Linked DNA regions of Homo sapiens: region 1 is linked to region 2. The links are chromatin loops, found by intact Hi-C in ENCODE. Cell type or tissue: mammary epithelial cell. All regions are shown on one strand. Each heading gives the region's core, and the rest is flanking DNA. Links, peaks and the distances in the headings are about the cores only. Region 1 has its middle 370 kb from the start of SPATA31D1. Region 2 has its middle 420 kb from the start of SPATA31D1.

Region 1 (5,385 bases), core at 61-5,060, 56 kb after region 2:
AATGGAGCTATACTGATGACATAAATATGTGAGTGGCTCTAAATTTCAGAAGGGTCATTCATTTCCCTTGCAAAGATATTCTGGGACTATGAATGACTCTTGAGAAAAAGACATAAAAATTCCAAGACTCTGGCACCTTCAACAGCAACATGGTGAAGTGGGGAAAAAAAGGCAGAAAGGGGAGTGAGAAAACTGGAACTCTAATCTGCAGTTACAACTTCTATTGTCATGGACACAACCCCTAAATTTTTTGAGTGTCAGTTCCTTCCACTATGAAAAGAGGAGCAAAATGCTTCCCCACCTGGCTTCAGGGGGCTGTTCTCTGATTCAAATGTGATAATATACGTTAAATGCGCTCTGTTGATTGCAGATAACTAATCCCTTTTAAGATACTGTTTTTATTACCATTTATCTTATGTCTAGAGCTTTATCTCATTGTTTAATCAGTTTCCTTTAAACATCTAAAAAAAAAAGCAAAAAAAGAACTTTTAAATCCAATCTCTATGTTGTGGAAGAAAATTTATTTTCTGGTGTCTACAAAAAAAAATGTAAATCAATAAAAAAATACAGCTGGGCATGGTGGCGTGTGCCTGTAATCCCAGCTACTTGGGAAACTGAGGTGAAAGGACTGCTTGAGCCCAGGAGTTTGGGATCAGCCTGGGCAACACAGTCTGTACAAAAAAATTTAAAAATTAGCCAACGTGTGCCAACATGATGGCACACACCTGTAGACCCAGCTATTCAGGGGCTGAGGTGACAGGATCACTTGAGCCTGGGAGGTTGAGGCTACAGTGAGCTGTGATTGCACCACTGCACTCTGACCTGAGCCACAGAGTGAGACCCTGTCTCAAAAATAAACAAATAAATAGGAAAAACAAAATTTTTAAAAAATAAAAATAAACTGAAATTTTAAAAGATGGACTCAGAGCCAGGATTTGTAAGGCAGCTACTCCTAATGGGTTCCCCTTTCAAGGCAAAGTAGCTGGGGCCTGACCAGACAAATTATTCCACAGGCTGCCATTTTCCAAGAATATAGGGCAAATGTCCTCTAGAAAAATAAAACAAAACAAAACTCATGCTATATTTCCTTAATCTCTGTAATTGAAAGTGGTGCCTGTGGTCTCATTTGATCATGGTTCTCAAATAAATAGAAGTTAGAGGGAAATCAAGCAAAAGTAATAATGTGCACTCAGAAGTACAGGTCTAAGGTAGTTTCCTATCTCCCCCAAAGTATCATTCACCACCATGAGCTATAGTCATTATTTCCTTTGGCATGAGTGTTTTTTTGTTTCTTTTTGTTGTTATTGTTGTTGTTTACATCCAGATATAGAAGATCACATAACCACTATGGGGAAAAATATTATCTTGAAACAACATAACATCACACGGGAAGGAATCACATGGATTTATTTGTATTATAATCTTATGCTCTTTATATAGATTAGTGTACATATCATTACCAATTTTTTCATGGAAAAAAAAAACCTTTCCATAGGTTAAAGAGCATTTTTTAAATTACATGGCAACTTTATGCAAGTCTAATCTTATAATTCTGGAATGCTTACATAGGTTTATAATCTGTTCTCTGAATGCTTAGTGGAAATATTCAACCATCCAAAAATTAAAAAAGAGTAAGTACCAAGCACCTACCATGTGCCATGCCCTGCTTATTACTAGGGTCTCACTGGGGACAGTCATGCTCTTTTACATCCACTGGATGTGTGGCTTCCTCCCAACAGATAGTACTATCCTTGACCCCCCTTCTGGTCAAAGATGCCTTTGAGAACCCGGGACCAGCAAGCATGGTGTACACTCTTAGTTCTCTGAGCCTCCTCTCCCTCATGCCCCACTCTTGACAAAACCCCCTAATGCCCCTCAAATACAAGAGAAGGAAGTTAACTTCACACCCCAAAAAATAATGTTTGGAGCTGCATATTTTTAGCAACTAGAAAATATATGCCTACTACTATTACACTAATAGTGCTAAAACAAATACTAGGTTCTACCAGAAATGTCTCATGCAAAAGAGTTAAATTTCCAATAAAGGAGAAATTAGAAAATAAAATATAGTACACTCTCTCAGTACATGGCTAGGCAGGCATTAATGTTTGTAATAACATGAAGAATGCTTGAGTAATAGTGACTTACTTCACCAGCCTGGAGGTATAAACGTAGCCACATCCTTTTTATTATTCTAATGAATCATGTAAAACCCCAGAAGCCTGTGTGGGCAGGCAGTTTGGTATCCCATATCCCCTCAATCACAATGATGTAGACCAAAGGACTTCGATGACTCTTCTAAATGTGAGAGAACCATGAGTCAGAGGCAGCACTGTTGGCATTGTCACTTCAGGGTCTGCAGACACTGGACAAGGGTCCACAGCTACAGTGAAGCCCTTGTACATTTAGATCCTGAGGCCACCATGGAGGTCACCACTCATTTCAAACGCTGAGCCATCCCACTGTTGCCCAGTCGCGATGTCAGAACTAGGCTGGCCACGGCTGGGACCATATGAAGGCTCAGTACAGGGTCTGGCAAAGACAGACCTGTCTTAGATCCTTTTGGAAACTTCGGGAAGCCCCAACTTCCTATCTCTCACTGTATGTTCTCATCTATCATTGTCATGTTCCTTTCCCACCAAGAGGTCTCAGTCAGGAACACTGTGGTTCCTTCCAAATTTCTCTAATGTTGAATCTTAAGGAGAAACAGCTGGGGTTGGAGTCTCTTCACTCTCACAAGGCTTCTAGACTTCTTATGAAAAACTGATTCACAACCTTCACAAAAGGTAGGGTGAGGAAGGGTAGGGAGGAAAGGAAGGAAAACGTTGCTCAAACCAGAATCCTCTGCTTTGTTTCAGGGAGGGGCATGTAAATGCCAGAACAGGCTGCACACATGGTTATGTAACTAAGGTAAGCCAGGCCATTTCCCCCCACGATTAGAAAAATATGTCCTAAGCTGACTTGCTGGCTTAACCTCTAGAACAAGAAGAGGTTACATCATATTTTAAAATTCTACCCCACCAGTCACCTTGTTGTATTGATGCTTATAACCATTTTTTAAAATTATAAGTTTTAAAAAATGGATATCTAATTTTAAAGGGAAGAGTGGAGCTGGCAGGGCCCTACAGGGACCTTGCCCTTTCCTAATAACCTCACTTCATAAATCCCTGTCTAAGGGAAAGGGAAGGAAAGAAGGGAGAAATACATCCCAAAGTTGCCATCATAGCACCAGGGATGAGAAGCAGTCAGGCTGCCTAAAGAAGCAGAGTCTCCAGACTGTAGCTCTGGTACCAAAATGACAAAACTCAGGCACTTGGTTGCTGTATGGATGACAACCTGAGAAGTTAGGAGGTAGGGGTGGGGCTAGGGGCAGGAAACCAGACTGGAAAAAGAGAAGCTAAAAGGCGAATGAGAACCTGGAAGAAAGTGCTTTGCACTGAGACATACATGCTGATTAACCCCCCAGACATACACTTAGATATGTGCATGATGGTGAAATACACATTACATGATAAAATCAACCCAGTAAAAAAACAACAAAACCTATATATAAAATAGAAAGAAGATCAAAATATCAATTGCTGTTCTCTTTCAATGGTAGCAATTAAGCCATTCCCCCTATTATTTATATTGCCATTTTGCATCTTTTTTTAACTTTTTAAATGTAATTCTTTTTTCTTTAGAGGCAGGATCTTGCCATCTTGCGCCAGGCTGGTCTCAAACTCCCTGCCTCAAGTGGTCTTCTTGCCTCAGCCTCCCAAGTAGGAGAAACTACAGAGGCATGCCACTATGCCCAGCTAAATTTAATTTTTTTAAAGTGAGTAGTTAAATGTTTTAATGAAAAGTGCTTTTTGAACTAGCTAATATAGCAAGCAATGTAATGTTCCTTTACTTTTTATGAATATATATTTATTTTCATTATTTTTGAATCACAGGAAAAGGCTGTAAGGTTTGAATTTGCCTGTGGCTTAGTAGTTTGGTAAACTCATACTTGGCATAAGCATTAGTCAAACAGTACATGAATTGCTTATATAATGGAAAAAAAAAAATTCTTAACATTATTAATTGAAATGTCTCATGCAATTTACAACTTAGAGCTTAAAGACCAGGATCTAAAATACACCGCTCCAAAATCCATTGCCCTGCTTCCACAAGACATCCAAACCTTGGCTAGGTTTTCAGGTGACTGCCAAAATGGCAAGGAAGATAAGATTGTTGAAAAGTTGAAATGGAAATGATAATCAAAATTGAATAACCGAAGATAGGTCATAACAATATAGACAAATTAGTTCTCTTTTTAATATTAATGAATCCTCTATGTTGTGTAATGAGAAATGAAGAAGCCATGTCAACTTGCAAAAATTTCAAAACCAAAACAAAACCCCAGTGAAATGTGGCCTTTTGGAACCATTTTACATATATTAACTAATTATTACAATAATGTGTACATAGTATCATATGTTAAAACAGAGATTTAAAAAAATACAGCTAGTTAGCAGCAACTTGAGTCCTCTAAGTCCAGATCTTTTCTCACTAAAACAATAACAAACACAGAAGCATAAAAACTTGTACTAGCCTTTTAAAGTTTCCAAAGAGTGTATATTGTCTCAATGAAATTTTTAAAAATAATGCATCCAATTCAATAGTTATTTATGACACTCCAAAAAATCCACGAAACCTGCCGTGATTTGGGTTCTCCCAGAAGCAGATCTCGATAAAAGGATTCAAGTGCAAGTAGTTTATTTGCAAGGTGATCCCAGAAAACAACAGTAAAGAAATTGAGTAGTGAGGAAAGGAAGAAAGAAAGGAAAGAAAGCCAGTAAACAGTTACCATTGTGGGTAACTGGAGCTTAATCCCACTGGGGTGCCTCAGGAGACAGTTTGGAACATACCCCAGATTCATCTCAACTGAACGATAAGGGAGCTGAATATCCACCATAATCCTTTCTGTCTTTGGCTTAGGGTTTATTTCAGGAACACTACCTCTTCAGAACTTCTGACCTGTCTTTCAGGCAGGCCAACCTGTGAGCTGAAAAAGTCTTCAGGCTGGTGGTTGTCACAGCAGTCTTCAGCATGCAGAGTGAAAAAGCCAAGGAGCTACAGCCAGAACCTTGACATTTCCTATGGCTCTCAGTTTGGGCAGCTTTATCTGGGTGAGGTGTTGAAAGTGTTGAGCACCCATATAGCATTTACCTCTCAGCATATTACATACAGGTCTATGACTAGAGTACTATTACCATCCCCATTTTACAGATGATAAAACTTAGTCACAAAGTGGTTAAGTGACTTGCCCAAGGACACACAGCTGGAATTTCAACCCAAGCTCTCTGATTCCAGAATTCACAAGCTTAACTACCTTGATACATCTCCTCTACTGTGGCCATG
Region 2 (5,385 bases), core at 94-5,093:
TATGACTAAGCTTAAGTCAGCTTGCTTTAACAAAGCCATGGCTAAAAGATGACTTGCAAAGACTGAGAATCACTTACTTGGGCAGCTTCATAGAAGGAAGACTTCAAAGTTATGCTAATTCGAGGTATTACAGCCTCAAGATAAAAGCCTTCTAATGAGTGAATTTTATAGACATAGAGCATTTCAATGTCAAATCAGTCCTCACTCTTGCTGCACACTTGGGGATGCATATAGTTGTTTCTATATCATCACCTCTTTTACACCTTTTTATATTAAAGAATTTCCCCAATCAATGCTCTCTTACCAGATAAAAAGTAACAAAATGAGAGAAAGGACTTAGTAAATATAGACGTAGTATTCCCTTTCAGAATATATAAAAAGTCAGAGGCAAACAGCTCAAGGAAAGAAATTCATAATTAGTGAAAGTCATTCACTTTTTCCCTCATTCAAGCATTTATTGATATGCTATTATGTAAAAGGTATCAGAGTTCACAGTACGAGCTGCTTATTCCCCAAGATCCATCAAAGGTTCAAGTTACCAAGGTGAAGCAGATATGGATCCAGGCTGTTCTGGAAGAAACTGAGAAGAGGTACTTAGAAAGAACAGAAACCTAGGATGTGTGAGCTGGAGGGGTCAGGGCTGAGAAAGCGAAAGCCACCTCCACCCTCACCCGCACCTTGTGTAACCTGAGGAAAAGTTCACCAAATGTTAAGTATAAAAGGAAAAAAATGCCTTTCCAACCACAGCCTAGAAATATTGGAAGGACAGACAGAAAGGAAGCAATAACTAGAGAAATGTGGAGAAAGACTGACATTGTTAAAGGGAAACCTCTTTCCAGATGGTCTCAAGAAAATTTTAAATATCATAAGACCAAAAAAAAATTTTAAACTATGCTTTCAGATATGCATCTCAGACCACATGTTGAATTGAATGAAAATAGATACCTGTATCCTTTTTGAACAGTGGTTCTTTAAGCTTGTTCCAGGTCTACAGCACAGAATTGGAAATGGGAGATTCCAGGGACCTGGGCAAAGAGGCATTCCCTCTGGAATGTAGTGACAGGATCATTCTGAGTTTGATTCTCAACTCTTAACTTATTTGAGGAATTCTGACACTATACATTTCTGAGGGTGAAAAAAATAGCCCTGCTGAGAAGGTAGCATATGGGGAAAGAATTGTGATTATGCTTTTTTCAAATATGAAAGTGCTTCAGCTGCAACATTCTGGACTCTTGAAATTTTAGTTGATTCTTATAATGTCATGAAAAAGAAACTATACCAGATGAAGCAAGACAAGTTTTAGATGTGTTTGAGGACTTAAAGATCAAGGTAATCTCAAAAGGAATTTGGACTAATTCCAAAAATGCAAGAGAGAAGGAGGGAGGTGAATAGAAAAACATTTAAGGTTTACTTAGGATTCATATGTCTATAAAGCATGCTTTTACCTGTGTGTTTTTTGTCATCATGTTGGGAGATTATGAAATCTTAGCTACCTTTGACTGTTACTCTGAGGTTAGAAAGACATTTTCTACTGTTGTCACTCTGGGCAAGGGTTGACATGGAGAAGGAGGAACAGAGGCAGGAGTTTGATAGGAAGTGTGGGCAAAGTGTAAGAGAATGACCACAACAGTTCATGACCTGCTTTGGTTTTAATCTAGGTCTTAAGTTAATGCTCACCTCAAAAAGCAAAGACTTACTGAAGACAGTAAACATTTTACTGAAGAAGAAGTACACGTGAGAGTCATTGGTTACCTATACTTTCCCACCTTTGGGAGTACGTATATAGAGGGAATCATTTTGGGAATAGGACACAATCATTTATTCTCTCATATGATACCTACTCGTAAGGAGGTTGCCTTCTGGGATAAAGACAGCCAGGAAAGAGACAAATCTAATAGAGGATGATGATAATGATCAGGGTAGAGTTGTGTATAACCTATCTTGGATCCTCTATGTCAGCTGGAGAAGGCAGGAAAGACTCCATTAAGCAGGTGTCATTTGAGTTGCATTTAGAAAGAAGAGTAGGTGTTTTCCAGTTGAGCAAGGTGATGAGTCATTCCAGGCAAAAGGCATAGCATAAGCAAATACCCAGAGGCCCACACACAGAGTATTCAGAGAATTGTAAATTCTTAAATACAGTAGAGTGGGGAGATTTGATGACAAGAGATGCAAGTGAACAGATGGATGAAGCCCAGATTATGAAAATGATGTTATAGAGTTTAGGTTTTATCCTATAGGTGATAGAAAGATATGGAAAACTTTTAGGAGGACAATGACATGTCCAAATTTTCAGCTTTGGAATACTTTTTAGCAATGACTTTGTCAAAGCTAATAGTTTTTCCTTCATATTGATAAGTCAGAATAAGATTTATCTTGTTTGAGCTGTTGAGCTTGGCTTCAACATGTCAAATGTTTCAAGTGTTTCTTAGAAGTTTCTGAATGCAACTGAATAATTTCCTGACCTCTAACCTTGTCCTCTGAAAAATTTCTAGCCTTTCTCTCCTTAGGTAAGTAAATGTAAATAGATATTGATCTCCAGAGGAACAGAAAATTAACCACTGGGAAAAAGCAAATGTATTTTTATATTCTTACCTGCTAGTAAGGGGGACTACTCAGGGGATAATTTGTTTTTCTGATTGCTGTGTTAGAAGTGCTCAACAGAGTGCTTCACACTAGAGTGTCAACACATTAGCTATAGGAGATCTAGCCTAGGTCTTGTTTAATAAGGAGGAAGAAAACTACTACATTTGTCAACAACTCATCTTTATAAAAATCACCACACTGGCAAGTCCCTGGAATTTGTTGTTGTTGCATGAAGTTGCCATACTGGATAAAGAGGAGGAGGTTAAATTAACAATGTCAGCTACTCTTCAATGAAATTTTCAGGTCAGGGAGACTCCCAGGACTATGACTAGTATTCCTGAAACTCGGGAAGTACTGCAGCATGGCCTTGTGTTTCTCAACCACTAGTTATGTTGTGGAACTATTGCCCTGCTCGTGACTTTTCAGAGTGGGAAGCAAAGTGATTTGAGGATTACAAAAGAAAGCCACTCTACTTCTGAGAGGAAGAAATCAAGTGTGACAGCCAGATATAAGTATTCTTAGAAATAGGCTCATATGATTTGTATAGAAGTTATGGAGAGCTGTTAGCAAAGTCTAGTGTTTTTCAATCTCTTTGGGTTAAATGTAAAAACTTTCTTCCCTCGAGGACGAATAAAAGTCTTCCTACATTACATCGGAGTTAATTTGGGAATTGTGCATCTTCTTCCAGAGAGAGATAAGATTGTCATTGTCTTTACAATCTTAGTGGTTCTTGAGCTTTGGAGTTGAGTCCGAAAGTGGCAACATGAAAAAAAAAATCATCAGTCTAGGGATCAGAAAACCAATTTCAGTTCTGGTTATGCCACACATAAGTGGTCTTATGGGGCCATTGGGTTTCAATTGAACTTAGGATTTTGATTTAAAAAATTGGGACATTACCACTCCTGTTAGATTGTTTCTTCTGGATGATGCTTTGTGAATCCAGGACAACGCAAAAGCATCAATCTAATATTTTAATACAGCTATATAAATATAAGCATCAGTAACAGTGATGGCCAAAGAGAGCACTGTTAAGACGGTATCTCTTTAGAAGAGGAAATAAGGTCATGAAATCAATATTATGATCATGGAGGGCCTGAGTGAATGGTAGAAGGGAGAAGAAATTGGAAGGTTTAAATTCTCTTCTTAACAGCTGAGATTCTGGCAGAAGATAGTTATGAGGCTTTCTAACTTAATAAAAGTACAACTGTGATGTAGTAATAGAAGCTAATTTTATAGATTGGCCTTGAATTTTAATGATTCACCAAAGAAATTAAACATACTTCAGTTAAGAGGCTAATGTTTGAAGCTCCACATCAAATTGAGTACTGCATCCACTTTTCTGGTGATCAGTATCTGTCTGGCCCAGGTGACACCAATCATAGCTATTCCTTAATGTGTAGCACCAGAACATCAGCATAAGGACATTAGACTGGGTGAGAAGAACCATGTAGGTAGTTTGGGAAGAAAAATCACACAATTTAGGACCCATTAAACTTAGTACATGCAAATCAAGGCATATTTTTTTCCTTGCCAACACAAGCTTGCTCTCCTGACATTTCTTCTAGGCGTGTAAATGCGCAATTATTTCTGACCTTATATCTTCCTCCTTGCTTCATCAAGCAAAGTTATCAAGACCCAGTATTTTTTGCTGCAGATCCTTTTTGCATTCTTCCCCCCAAAGAGAGAAGATGCAAAGGCCCCCAAGGACTCAGAATGCTATCAACAGTGATCAAGACTCGAGGGCCAGATGCGGTGGCTCACACCTGTAATCCCAACACTTTGGGAGGCCGAGATGGGTGGATAACCTGAGGTCAGGAGTTTGAGACCAGCGTGACCAATACAGTGAAACTCCGTCTCTACTAAAAATACCAAAATTAGCAGGATGTGGGGGCTTGCACCTGTAGTCCCAGCTACTTGGGAGGCTGAGACAGGAGATTCACTTGAACCTGGGAGGTGGAGGTTGCAGTGAGCTGAGATCACGCCACTGCACTCCAGCCCGGGTGACAGAGCAAGACTCCGTCTCAAAAAAAAAAAAAAAGAAAGAAAGAAAGAAAGAAAAATAAAGACTTGAGGTCCAGATGCAGACAGCCCCTGGTGGACTGTATGGCATTCAGTAGACCAATGAAATAAGTTTAGAGACTACTTGCAAATTCTTATCTCCACTGAGAGCTCCTGATAGTCATCCTGGCAATCACAGCCTGGCAATGACTTTTTTAGCCTCCTTCCACACAAGAATATGTTCTTTTTATCTTACCTCCCTACTTGCCTCTTGACTTGAAGAGCTCAGACTCTCCATCAACAGAATAAATCCTTTCACTCCTGCTTGTTGAGCTTCTCCAAAAGCCGTGGCAGTTTTGCCAGCAAAAGTGGTTCTGTCTGTAACTCCACTCTTACTTCAAAGGGCTGGGAGAAGGTCAGCTAGATTGTTCTCCATTCTCACTTTATAGTGCTCCTTCTCATTCTAGTTTCCTGGCTTCCTTCTCCTTTCCTTCCCTCAGCCCATCATCAAAACCATGCCTGGTTTCCTATGCAAACAATTTGGGTTGAGATAAAGGTAATACCAATGATAGAACTATGGTAAGTGTTTTCCCAGAATTTGAAGGGTTAAAAATCAAGATATGTGATTCCCAACTGCAAAAACCACTAAACCCAAATCTAAATACATGTAAAGTGTTTAACTGAATATTTCTTCCTCCAGGAGAAATCCCTAGTGCTTAAAGATGAGGGTCTCTTTCATCCCATAGTTTGCTTCTGTTTTCCTCCTAGCCAGGCACCAGCCCTTTCTATTTAGCTATTGCTTTT

The links. Hi-C counts contacts between places; a loop is a spot of excess contacts. Peaks named below come from ENCODE experiments on the same cell type or tissue, not always from the same donor. Only the 100,000 strongest peaks of a DNase experiment are listed, where the experiment ranks them.
Region 1: a loop joins it to region 2, with 2.1 times the contacts of the local background. A loop is called at or near these places in 3 of 110 quality-filtered maps.

What each region holds. Positions count from the first base shown.
Region 1 is chr9:82,351,282-82,356,666 of GRCh38, reverse strand. It overlaps a transcript of LOC105376107 not described here. Among named protein-coding and RNA genes, the nearest start is that of SPATA31D1, 370 kb to the right of the region's middle. In mammary epithelial cell, for the core only: no CTCF peak of the experiment used is centred there; a DNase peak (open chromatin) is centred at 2,236; H3K27ac peaks cover 2,098 bases.
Region 2 is chr9:82,407,177-82,412,561 of GRCh38, reverse strand. No RefSeq gene overlaps it. Among named protein-coding and RNA genes, the nearest start is that of SPATA31D1, 420 kb to the right of the region's middle. In mammary epithelial cell, for the core only: no CTCF peak of the experiment used is centred there; a DNase peak (open chromatin) is centred at 2,041.